Linked DNA regions of Homo sapiens: region 1 is linked to region 2. The links are chromatin contacts, found by Hi-C or POLR2A ChIA-PET in ENCODE. All regions are on one chromosome and are shown on one strand. Each heading gives the region's core, a stretch centred on a gene start or an enhancer-like site at or near the end of the contact. The rest is flanking DNA. Distances are from core to core; before and after follow the strand shown.

The links. A loop is a pair of places that touch in the nucleus more often than their neighbours do. ChIA-PET counts read pairs that join two places held with the same protein, here RNA polymerase II (POLR2A). Pooled maps may share reads with other maps.
Region 1: a loop to region 2 is called in a map of naive thymus-derived CD4-positive, alpha-beta T cell, with 2.4 times the contacts of the local background. The contact joins two enhancer-like sites. A Hi-C loop is called at or near these places in 1 of 168 maps with a recorded cell type or tissue (naive thymus-derived CD4-positive, alpha-beta T cell), 8 of 37 single-sample maps with no recorded cell type and 11 of 50 pooled maps. POLR2A ChIA-PET finds 5 or more read pairs at or near these places in 3 of 52 experiments (GM12878, PC-9 and activated naive CD4-positive, alpha-beta T cell).

What each region holds. Positions count from the first base shown.
Region 1 is chr2:230,797,157-230,803,493 of GRCh38, reverse strand. CAB39 (calcium binding protein 39) reads right to left here. Exons shown (of 9, transcript NM_016289.4): 5 at 4,597-4,765. Among named protein-coding and RNA genes, the nearest start is that of ITM2C, 65 kb to the left of the region's middle. Within about 2 kb of position 4,658, at least 7 of the 41 ENCODE cell types and tissues checked have a DNase peak (open chromatin) inside an H3K27ac peak, as active enhancers do.
Region 2 is chr2:230,469,079-230,475,053 of GRCh38, reverse strand. SP100 (SP100 nuclear antigen) reads right to left here. Exons shown (of 29, transcript NM_001080391.2): 14 at 5,958-5,975; 15 at 4,956-5,039; 16 at 1,614-1,730; 17 at 607-660. The region is part of intron 3 of LOC101928816 (a long non-coding RNA gene); the gene reads left to right. Among named protein-coding and RNA genes, the nearest start is that of SP100, 56 kb to the right of the region's middle. Within about 2 kb of position 1,498, at least 7 of the 41 ENCODE cell types and tissues checked have a DNase peak (open chromatin) inside an H3K27ac peak, as active enhancers do.

The sequences.
Region 1 (6,337 bases), core at 3,409-5,908, 330 kb before region 2:
TACAATCATGTCATCTGCAAACAGGGACAATTTGACTTCCTCTTTTCCTAATTGAATACCCTTTATTTCCTTCTCTTGCCTGATTGCCCTGGCCAGAACTTCCAACACTATGTTGAATAGGAGTGGTGAGAGAGGGCATCCCTGTCTTGTGCAACTTTTCAAAGGGAATGCTTCCGGTTTTTGCCCATTCAGTATGATATTGGCTGTGGGTTTGTCATAAATAGCTCTGATTATTTTGAGATACGTTCCATCAATACCTAGTTTATTGAGAGTTTTTAGCACGAAAGGCTGTTGAATTTTGTCAAAGGCCTTTTCTGCATCTATTGAGATAATCACATGGTTTTTGTCTTTGGTTCTGTTTATGTGACGGATTATGTTTATTGATTTTCGTATGTTGAACCAGCATTGCATCGAAGGGATGAAGCCCACTTGATCGTGGTGGATACTCTTTTTGATGTGCTGCTGGATTCAGTTCGCCAGTATTTCATTGAGGATTTTCGCATTGATGTTCATCAGGGATATTGGTCTAAAGTTTTTTTTTGTTGTGTCTCTACCAGGCTTTGGTATCAGGATGATGCTGGCCTCATAAAATGAGTTAGGGAAGATTCCCTCTTTTTCTGTTGATTGGAATAGTTTCAGAAGGAATGGTACCAGCTTCTCCTTGTACCTCTGGCAGAATTTGGCTGTGAATCCGTCTGGTCCTGGAGTTTTTTTGGTTGACAGTCTTTTAATGATTGCCTCAATTTCAGAGCCTGTTATTGGTCTATTCAGCGATTCAACTTCTTCCTGGTTTAGTCTTGGGAAGGTGTATGTGTCCAGGAATTTATCCATTTCTTCTAGATTTTCTAGTTTATTTGCATAGAGGTGTTTATGGTATTCTCTGATGGTAGTTTGTATTTCTGTGGGATCGGTGGTGATCTCCCCTTTATCATTTTTTATTGCGTCTATTTGATTCTTCTCTCTTCTTTTTTATTAGTCTTGCTAGCGGTCTATCAATTTTGTTGATCTTTTCAAAAAACCAGCTCCTGGATTCACTGATTTTTTGAAAAGTTTTCTGTGTCTCTATCTCCTTCAGTTCTGCTCTGATCTTAGTTATTTCTTGCCTTCTGCTAGCTTTTGGATGTGTTTGCTCTTGCTTCTCTAGTTCTTTTGTGATATTTGGGTGTCAATTTTAGATCTTTCCTGCTTTCTCTTGTGGGCATTTAGTGCTATAAATTTCCCTCTACACACTGTTTTAAATGTGTCCCAGAGATTGCGGTAGGTTGTGTCTTTGTTCTCATTGGTTTCAAAGAACGTATTTATTTCTGCCTTCATTTCGTTATTTACCCAGTAGTCATTCAGGAGCAGGTTGTTCAGTTTCCATGTAGTTGTGTGGTTTTGAGTGGCAGAAACCATCTCTTTAGACATACTTTCTAGAACCTTACACAGGCACAGTCTGGTGAGGCTACCTTCTTTTATTCTAGAACATTGGAAACATTTTTGGCTTTCTAATGCCCCTCTCCATCTCCTTAATTCCTCAAAAAAGAAAAAAAAATTTACAAATATTTGGCCATCTGGTTTACTATCTGAGCATCCATTTATTCAAGCTATGAATTTTGGACATATTTAGAGCATTTTTTTTTTTTTAAACAGAGTCCCACTCCGTCGCCCAGGGTGGAGTGCAGTGGAGTGATCTCGGCTCACTGCAACCTCTGCCTCCCAGGTTCAAGGGATTCTTATGCCTCAGCCTCCTGAGTAGCTGAGACTATAGGCGCATGTCACCACAACTAATTTTTTGTATTTTCAGTAGAGACGGGGTTTCATCATGTTGGCCAGGCTGGTCTCAAACTCCTGACCTCAGGTGATCCACCCACCTCAGCCTCCCAAAGTGGTGGGATTACAGGCGTGAGCCACCATGCCTGGCCTAGAGCAGTTCTAATTTCCTTTAAAGACTCAGCACCTGTTCCAGGGCTATGGATGAGCCACATGTTTGGAAATTTTTGTGTGCAGAGCACGTTTTCTGGGAGGGCGCTCTTGCCACATTCTCAAAGGAAAGCATGAACCATAGATCTATTCTTCTTTTCCATTATAAGAATATGCTCTGCAAACAGGAGACTAGCAGCAAGACAGGAGAGGAGCAGCAACGTGTCCCTCCTTGTCAGCGCCTCTGGTGTGCAGCTGTAAGGCTGTTCCTGCTGGTCTTCCTTTCTTCCCTGACTGGAGTTTCTTTCAGGGAGGAGTAGGAAGGTGACTTCCACCTGTCTGCTAGTTTAGCTACCCTGAAATTATGATGGGAGGTCTGTCCTCTCTTTCACATGTTGTCTTGGCTGTAGACTCTGCTTAATTTTGTTTCTTGGAGAACCCTCTTTTGGGGGGCCTCTCCTCTCAGCTCCTTCCTTTCCATGCAATAAGGAGCACCTGAGATGCACAGTCCAGGCCAGCTCCCCAGTGCTCTCTCTTCCAGAGCTCACCCTTAGGACACTACCTTGTTTTATGAAGCTTCCTCTTTATCAAGTAGGGGTGACCTGCCTGGCTGCCCAGTCTCCCTCTCTGGCCACCATGACCTGATAGGGCTGCTTTACCCATAGCGATCCATCACTGCCATTTTCTCCTTGGTGAGAATTATCAAAAGAAGTAACCCTAACTGAAATGAAATTATCAGCCAGGCCAGACGAGACTCACTGCAAATCCCATTTCCAGCACATAGTCAGTACATCTCTCTCACCTCTGAGCCACCTTTGCCATCTGTGCCAGAAGCATGTCAACCACATCCTGACGGGGTCAGGGGTCTTGCTGCATTCTCCCACACCACTGCTGCTCAATCCTCTTCCTTCACCCTCATGTGGCCAGAGTACTGCCACCCTCAGGCTCCTGGCTGTCCTTCCACACAGGGGAATCTCTCTTTGACACATGGTGCTGCTACACCGCCCTTCATGGCAGGTCTGCTACTTCTGAATGGGACATACCCTTCCACCGATGCATTATAAGCATGAGTCCTAGCCCACCAACTGTGGTGACACCTAAGACATCATATTGATCACTCTATGTTATAATCTCAAATTCATTTTGTTTTGCTTTGTACACCTACATACAAATATCTGGGTCCTCACCTGAGGCTTTCAACTCCCTCTTTAAGAGTTTTGGGAAATAAATTCCTGGGGAGCTCTCATACTATGACCTGATTCTCATTCAATAAATCCCTGGGGGCCTTATGACCTGATTCTCATTCAAGGTAAAACCCTAATGATCAGGTCCCCAGGTTTCATCCTATCTTTAGGGCATTCATTCACTCTGAGGTGGGACATATTTCACCCAGAGACCAAAGTGTGTGCTCATTATTTCAGGGGCTTTTCATAATCATGAAAATGAACCCTCAGAAGAAAGGTGGCCACTTCTCACTGTGATAGTGTTCATGGTTTCTGAGCATGGTCGTCTGCATATCAGTATGCTAAATACTGGTGTGTATATATGTATTTTCTTTGGGCTGTGTGTGTGTGTGCGTGTATACATTTTTTTTTTTTTTGAGATGGAGTTTCGCTTTTGTTGCCCAGGCTGGAGTGCAATGGTGTGATTCTCGGGTTACCACAACCTCCGTCTCCTGGGTTCAAGCGATTCTCCTGCCTCAGCCTCCCGAGTAGCTGTGATTACAGGCATGCGCCACTACGCCCGGCTGATTTTATATTTTTAGTAGAGACGGGGTTTCTCCATGTTGGTGAGGCTGGTCTCGAACTCCCGACCTCAGGTCATCCGCCCGCCTCAGCCTCTTAAAGTGCTGGGATTACAGGCACGAGCCACTGCGCCTGGCAAGTATTGGTTTATATTAAAACAGTTCTAAATATTTATTCATAAGGTTAGGCAATTTATATAAGGGAATGTAACCTACAAACGCTTGCTCTCATTGTAAAAGACTCCTGCTTTATTCATAGATTGTAAACAGCATAGAACCTTGTAACTCAAAACAAGAATCTGCACGTTGTACAGTGCTGTCACATCATGTATGTATTTAATTTATACAAATATACACCAAGGGAGGAAAGGTAGATGGGGGAGCGGGGAAGATACATTATGATTTGAATAGTGTGGGTGATTCTGTCCACGCTCTACATTTAATCGACATGATCCAGTGTGAGCAGAGATGGGAGAGGTGAATCCACTGTTTCCTCGGGCCTGTCCACAATGTGAGTATCTCTGTCCTGAATGTGGTCCTAATATTTCATGAAGTGTATATTCCAAATTAACATAAACCTGAACAGAAGCCAACTACTTCATCTGGTGCTTAACCAAAGAAACTGCTACACAATGTTTCAAACACAGGAGAAAACCTGGTTGTTACATATGCTGTACAGTATACCATACTTAATTATAATTTAACAGCAAAGTAGAATTTTGACCACACAGGACTTTTGTCTTTTAGATAGACTTTAGAATCTAACTTTTCCACCCTTTTAAAGCTGTGACTTTACTGCATATACCTCTATCACACAAACATATACAAAATGTATCTTTCTCTTCCCACTAGAGGGCAGCCACGTGTAGATTTAGGAGGGCAATGAAGGTTTAGAAAAACAGCACACCTCTGACTTTCAAGGATATTTAGAATTCTACAGTTTTTGTTACCTTGAATGTGGCAAATGCATCTGAAGCTATGTCAAATGTTGACATTTCGACATATCTGAAGAAATCATAAAACTGTTCCGACCACAAAATGATTTTTGCAAGTGGTTCATGTCTGATGCATTCTCTTAACATTATTCCACAATTTAGAGCTATTTCTGGAGATTCATACCTGCAAAAACAAAAAACCAAACAAACAAACCAAACATGATTGCTTTTTCAAAACTCCAACACTGAACAGTTCAAACTTTCAGGCCAAAGACAGTTTTCAGACATGTATCCTAACTAAATGACCATCGCAGATTACAGAAGGTATTTCAGTCGGAGCAGAGCATGTGCTCAGGTAAACTGACTCCAGAGTGCAAACACACACTGGTTGGTGATGACCGCCTTAAACCAAAGAAAAATAGCCATACGAGTGACTGTGTGACTAAAGGTTCATTATTTAAGCTGAAAGATTTCAAGAGAAGTATTTCGGGTCATACCACTCCATACAGGGGTTAGCTTTTACAGATGGTGCTCTTGACACTCAGAAAAACCAAAAGCTAAATCAAAAAACAGAAAACAAAATATTTCCCCAAATTCAGAATATCTAAATAGGTCTACAAACATATAGAATTTATACCTTGTTGTTTCAATTCAATACTCAAGATAGTACTTGGAGACTCTCAGCCACATGTAAACACTACCAAGCTGATAAGCCTCCTCCTGAGGACTTCACAAAGTGTCCCCATCAGAGAGCCCAGGGGCCACAGAGCAGGCAGACCCCCCTCATCAGCTCTCTGCACACAGCCTTCCCTATGCTCATCTCCATGTCTCTGGCTTCTTCCTTCCCCGCCATTAGAGAGACACCTCTCAGCCAAGCAAGAGGCATTTCCCCTTCAGATGTGCACAAGCCCTCTGACTGGACTCTTCCGCCCCCTCAAACACATCGCTCTCTTCTACTTCCTCTCAAGCTGCATGCACTGGCTTTCTTTCCACCTCACATTCTCCTCTAGTCATATTCCATTTCCCAACACACTAGTGAAATAACGGGCCAGCAAAGATTCCCTCTTGGCTAAATAGAGTCTTCTACTCAAGTGTCCTGACAGTGCTGTAAAAAACCAAAATAAAACCTTTCATGTTCTCCTTTCTATCTCTCTGACTGTTCCCATTTCTTGCCTGGCTGAGGTCTTCACCTGTTGCCTACAGCCTGCTAATGAAAGCCCATACAATCTCATGGCTCCCACCATGACTACTAACCCCACCTCCATGTCTACTCCTGAATTAGTTAGGCATTTTCTGTTGCCTCTGGACAACTTCCGTTAAAGGGCTACCATAAACTCAACGTGTCTCAAATCAAATCTCATCCCCCTCCATAAAATCACCCCCACCCCCCTGCTTCCTCATTTCTATAATTTGGCATCATTATTTTGTTTCAGTTACCCAGTTCTAAACCAGGTCTAACAGAAATTTCCATGTTCTGTATCTGTGCTGTTCATTATGGTGAGATTGGCCACATATAGCTACTGAGCACCTGAAATTTGTCTAGTGTGACTGTGGGGTTGAATCATAAATATTATTTAATTTCAATTAATTACATGTGGTTAGTAGCTACTATATTGGACAGCCCAGTTCTAAACCTTTCCTTCTTTACTCCAAATCTTCCCAACTTCAATGTCAGGCTTCAAAAGCCTTCAAAGGCTTTTAAAAATATTTTTCTGATTATCTTAGTTTCATTTCCTTTTATTCATTCCCACTGCTA
Region 2 (5,975 bases), core at 249-2,748:
CTTTAGGTATATACCCAAAGGAAAATAACTTGTTCTATCAAAAAGATACACGCACTCATATGTTCCTTATAGTGCTATTCACAAAAGCAAAGACACGGAACCAATCTAGTTGCCCATCAACAGTGAATTGGATAAAGAAAATGTGGCACACATATACACCATGAAATACTATGCAGCCATAAAAAGAATGAAATCACACCCTTCGCAGCAACATGGATGGAGCGGAGGCCATTATCCTAAGCAACTTAATGCAAGAACAGAAAACCAAATACTGCATGTTCTTACTTACAAGTGGAAGCTAAACATCGAATACACATAAATGTGAAGATGAGAACAAGAGACACTGGGGACCACTAGATGGGGCAGGGGGAGAGGGTGGCATGGGCTGAAGAACCATCTGTTGGGTACTATGCTTACTGCCTGGGTGATGGGATTTTTGGGACACCAAGCCTCAGCATCACACAATTTACCCATGTAACAAACCTGCAAATGCACCCTTTAATCTATAATAAAAGTTGAAAAAAGAAAATGATGATAATAAACCTTAGCATTAAAAAATAGTTCATTTGTAACATAAAAATTAAGTAAATTCTTATTTGTTCTTACTTCTTTTCCCACTGTGTTTTTCCAAAGTAGAATTGTTTTCAACATCCATGGTATCTAGAAAGTGACAGGTAGTGGTCAGAGAACTGTAATTTATAAGTAAAATTTATAAATCTTATGACAATTCACACTGCATGGAAGGCTTGCGTTTATAACAATATTCTGAGTATAATTTATCTGTCTTCCTTCCAAAGGAAACAGACACTGAATTGATGTCTAAGGTCTTCGTCTAGTTCTCTGAGACTTTGAAACAGCTCTTCATTACTTTTATGCACCAATTTCCTCATTTATGAAACAGGGACAGCAACGGTTATCCTGTTCAGCTTTAAAATTTTTATGAATATTAAATATCTTACTTGCAAGAGTTAATAGGAAATCACTATATAAATCAATAACAGTCCAGAGGATATCTTTCAAAACAATGTATTTTTAGCATAAGAGTAGGTATCTGATTTTTCTTTCCTGACAGGTAGCAGGACTATTTGTCTTTTTAGGCCTTTCCAAAGTTGTGACAAAATGACACTATTACCTGTGAGTGGAAGAACATGTTTTCTTTTTTTTTTTTTCAAGAACAAGGATGGAACTCGCTTTATAAATTCAACACTTTACTATTGATATGCTAATATAGTGAGATACTACTATGTTTACCAGTGTATTTTTTTACCACCTAACCAAGAGAGCCCATTCTGTTAAATATGGCTTTATAATGATCTCTTGCCTCCCTGCAGTTCCCAAAAGGGTCGGGTTAAGCAAATGTAGAGAACAGGATTCTGGCGGCACCAAACCTGTTCTTTGTCACAGTCTGCTCACAGTCAAGTGCAGCAGGAAACCGGGACTATGATTTCAGACTTTTGAAATTCTGAAGCTTGGGGCCTGTGGGCCCACTTCCTGTTGGTGATCCAGAGGCTGTTTCATGCTTTGCTTCAACTCTGATCACTTCCCACATCCCTACCCAGTGTCTGTGATATCCACTGAGCCACTTCCATCCCAAGACCCTAGGGTAGCCTTACCCATCATGTCAGATGCTTGACTACTTTCAGTCCTTGCTTCTTGGCTTCTTGGCACACCTTTTGGAAAACACATGACACAGGAGCACTTCTTATTTTCAGGTTCTTGTGGCTGTGATCCTAAATTGTGATTTGTAAACATTTTTATTTGTGCCCACTCCCCTTCAAAGATTCTCCTTCCCCCCAACATTAGTGACTGCCCACTCCCCACAGCTAAATTAAGGGATGGGCTCTACATCTGAAATCTCTTTTTCTTTTGTGGTTCCTCACTGTATTTTTCCCTTCTGTTCATAAATAACCCTGAGAATTTCATCTTGAAATAAAGGGTCAATTAATAGTTTGTTTCAGTGATGAAGAACACTGGAGGAGCAAAGGCTGGTTTTAGGGAAAAAGATGATGTGCTCAGTTTTGGAGGTGTTAAGTTTGAAGGTCTTGAGTAACATCCAAGTGGTGAAGTCTAAGGCCTTCAGAATCTCCAACAGGAGCCTTCTGACACTTGGATGAATGAGTTTAGAAGACAGGGCTGGCTGGAGATACACATGTAGGAATCATGAGGTTGTGGGTGGTGACTGAAATCACAGGAGTGGATGAAATGCCTGGGTGAGGCCTTTTTTAATCTGGGTGAGTCAGAGGGGCCAGGGGACACCTTATTCTGAAAACTTACTGCTATTGTGAATCATGCCTTGTGCTAAAGTTGCTTTTATCTCATGGTCATTTCAGATCCTACAATTTCTCCATCATTCTCTTCTCTCCCATTTACACTTCCCCCTTCTTGCCTCCATTTTTCTCTCATCTTTTAATTCTTTCTCTACATACTTCTTGTTGTACCTAATTTTTTACACCACTCATCACCCTTTGAATGTATCTCATTCCACCTGTTTTTCTGTTTATATCTTTAGATCTAGTTTTATTATTGAGGTGAACTTCTTTCTACTATCACTTCCTCCTTCTATTCTCTCTTCTAGCTTGTTTCTCTGAATCTTGTCTTGACTTTTTTTTTTTTTTTTTTTTTTTTTGAGACGGAGTCTTGCTCGATCGCCCAGGCTGGAGTGCAGTGGTGCGATCTTGGTTCACTGCAAGACCTGCCTCCAAGGTTCACGCCATTCTCCTGCCTCAGCCTCCTGAGTAGCTGGAGCTACAGCTGCCTGCCACCATGCCTGGCTAATTTTTTTTGTTTTTAGTAGAGATGGGGTTTCACCGTTTTAGCCAGGATGGTCTTGATCTCCTGACCTCGTGATCCGCCCACCTCGGCCTCCCAAAGTGCTGGGATTACAGGCATGAGTCACTGCGCCTGGCCCTTATCTTGATCTTGACTCTTTTTGCAATTTCAATCTTTGTCTTTATCCACATTTTCTTCATCTATATTCATCTTTATCTCACAGGTTATTACTTTCATCACCAAATGCCTGCTGTTAGGACACTGACCACATAGCCATCTCTATTACCTTTGTCTGTTCTTTATGAGCTTTCTACCTTGCAAGGCTGTCAATCAATCAGCAACTTTATTTTCACGTTTCTGGTACAATTTCTGAGAAGTGTGTTGAAAATTATCCCTCCCTCCCCCACAAAATTCCCCTACCTGGAATATTTGAATTCCTTGTCCACTTAGAAAAACTTGAAGCTGACTCTTATATCTTTTCATTTGGTGACTCTAGCCTACCTTTCTCCATTCTTTCTCCTTACTTTATCCACTCAGTGTCTCCTCCCTCCATTCAGGAGCCCAGCTCTTCTTTTTCTTTTCGCTCCCTCAAACCTGTCGCAAGCAGCCCGAGTCTGTGCACAAGTCTTTGTGTGTGTGGTGTGTATGTGTGTGTGCATATGTTTTGGGGGAGAGGTAAGGAAAAGAAAAAAGAACTTTTCCTCCATGCAAGTAGGAAAAAAAAGATAATTAATAATGAACTGAACATCATAATCGGCTTCTCCATCACAAGCTAATGGGCTGCATCTCTTCTGACTCTCTTTGTGTATTCATTGGAGGAGCTCTAAATTCACAGGACAATGAAGACAAACAAGGAAATAATAGACTATAGACAGTGACGAGGAAACCAGGGAACCTGTCTCAATGTGGTCATGCTGAACTATTTTCAGAGCTTAAACGGACTGACAAAAAAATACACCTATATCAATGAGTACACCTCATAGCCCTACTCTATCTGGCCACACTTCGTTCTCCTTCTCACTTCTCATTTTTCTGCCCATTGCCCTGCTGCTATACATTTTTGTCTCTGTCTCTTTGATTCGGTGAGCTCATCTCCCTTTGATTTATCTTGTCTCCTGTGTTGCTTTTTCTGTTTCCATCAATGATGTTCTGTTCTCCTTTATTTCTATGTTTATCTATTTTGCTTCTGTCTTTCTAGGTATTTTGTATATTATATAGCTGGTTCCATTCCTATTATCTCTGTCTGTTTGCGATTTTTATTTTTCCCTCCCCCTAAAGATTATATGTATTAACCAATATACATATATACACACACATATGTGTGTGTTTATGTATGTATACATGTTATATGTAACAAATATATGCATGTGTACACACACACACACACACAGTGGTTGTTAAATAAGCTTTCTTGCATCAGGCACTGGTATAGTCTCCTGTGAATATTCTGAGTTCCTTGCGCATCTTCTTTGGACTTTGACTTAAATGACACAGCTCTTATCCTCCTGTCTGTTACATACAACAGTCACCCACCGTGAGACACCTGGGTTGCTAGTTTCTATTGTTTCTTTAGTTTTTTGGCCCTAATACTTCTGTACATCTATTTCCTCACCCCAAAATGGGTATAGTTAGCCTGCCTATGTCTTAAAAATTTTGTGATGACAAAATAAGATATTATTTGCCAAAAGACATTGAAATAACACAATATAATCCAATTACATGATGAAGGACATCTACCAAAAACTATACTAACGTTTGAGAGTGTTTGATCTGAAGTTTTTATTTCTGTCTATAATTACATAGTAGGAACAGTTGTCTTTTGAGGCTTTACAATTACAAATGACAATGATGTCAACCCATTTATCACTATAAAAATCTAAGATCTTAGTGTTAATAGGAATGAGAGCAGGTTTAAAAAAAAGAATACCACAAATTTGCTATTTATTTCTTCTACAACAACAAAATATAATTACATACATTTAGTCAGTGAAACTCTTTCTGTTAAACATGAGTTTATCATAATTTCCTGCCTCTTTCCATTTTCTAAAATGCAAAAAGGAGTTCCCAGATGAACTGGATACAAGGTAGTGAAGGTGCTCAGAATAAAAAGCGTCTGGAAACAGCAGCTTTTAATTCACATTCCTGACATTCTGCAGGCCAAGTCTTGGCATCCTAATCTTCTTTACCTGACCCTCTTCTTAGGGATGAGCTGCAGGTTTCCTGAAGCTCTTCTCCATTACTCAGGTCTGAAAAGTCACTACTGCTGAAACCTGCAGAAAAAAATAAAATTCCTTAACAGTCTTAGTCTGAGTCTTAGGAATCAGCAGGGAATTCTTTAAAAGCAAAACTGAACAAGAGAAGCTTGTGGAGGAGGGGGAGAAATAGTCCCACCACTAGGCCACCCTTTGGCTTTGATCATCTGACCTGTTGGTCAAGATTGCTCCAGGAGCCCTCTCTGAGGCTGGGGCTGGGGATGACATTGTTTCTTCTTCTTTTTTTTTTTTAACTTTGGGAAAAATATGTATTTATTATAAATCATCCATTTCATTGGGTGGTTTCAAATTAAGAAAGCAATATATGCTTGTCATAAGAAGACCAATGAATGCAAATGTATATAACCCCAAAGCTCTCTTTTCCTACCCTATTCTGTCTCTGGTCTCCCAGCTAGTGAAGTCAACAGATCAGTGTGGATCCTTCCATCGTTTTCTCCTATCTCATTCATGCATAATCAAATAAAAGGAACATACATAATGTTCAATCTTTTCTGAATACAATCCTAGGACAACGTTGTTTCTTACGCTTCTTAGGCTTTCATTATTAGTTTGCACATACTTCTGCTTCCATCTCAGTTTCTTATCCAAGGGAACCATGGAAGCAACATCTTAAAGATGTCAGAGCCCCCATCAGCTGGGCCCTGAATGACTGTGTGGGCACCCCCTCTACTCAGGAACTACTTTATCCTATTTATGTGAGTGAAAAATAAACTTATGTTGCACTTGTGCCTTTGAACATTTTGAGGCTTATGTTTTATACCAGCCCAACTCATCTAATTGAAAATGTAAAATGCAAATCATCTAAAATCCCAACAAATTAATTTTTTATTTTAAAGGATATAACATAAAAAGTGAATGTAGCTTTTGCAGCAAATAAAGACATTTGTTACATCAAGAGTTTTTAATTGCTCTTACGTCTCTTCCTGCTGGGTA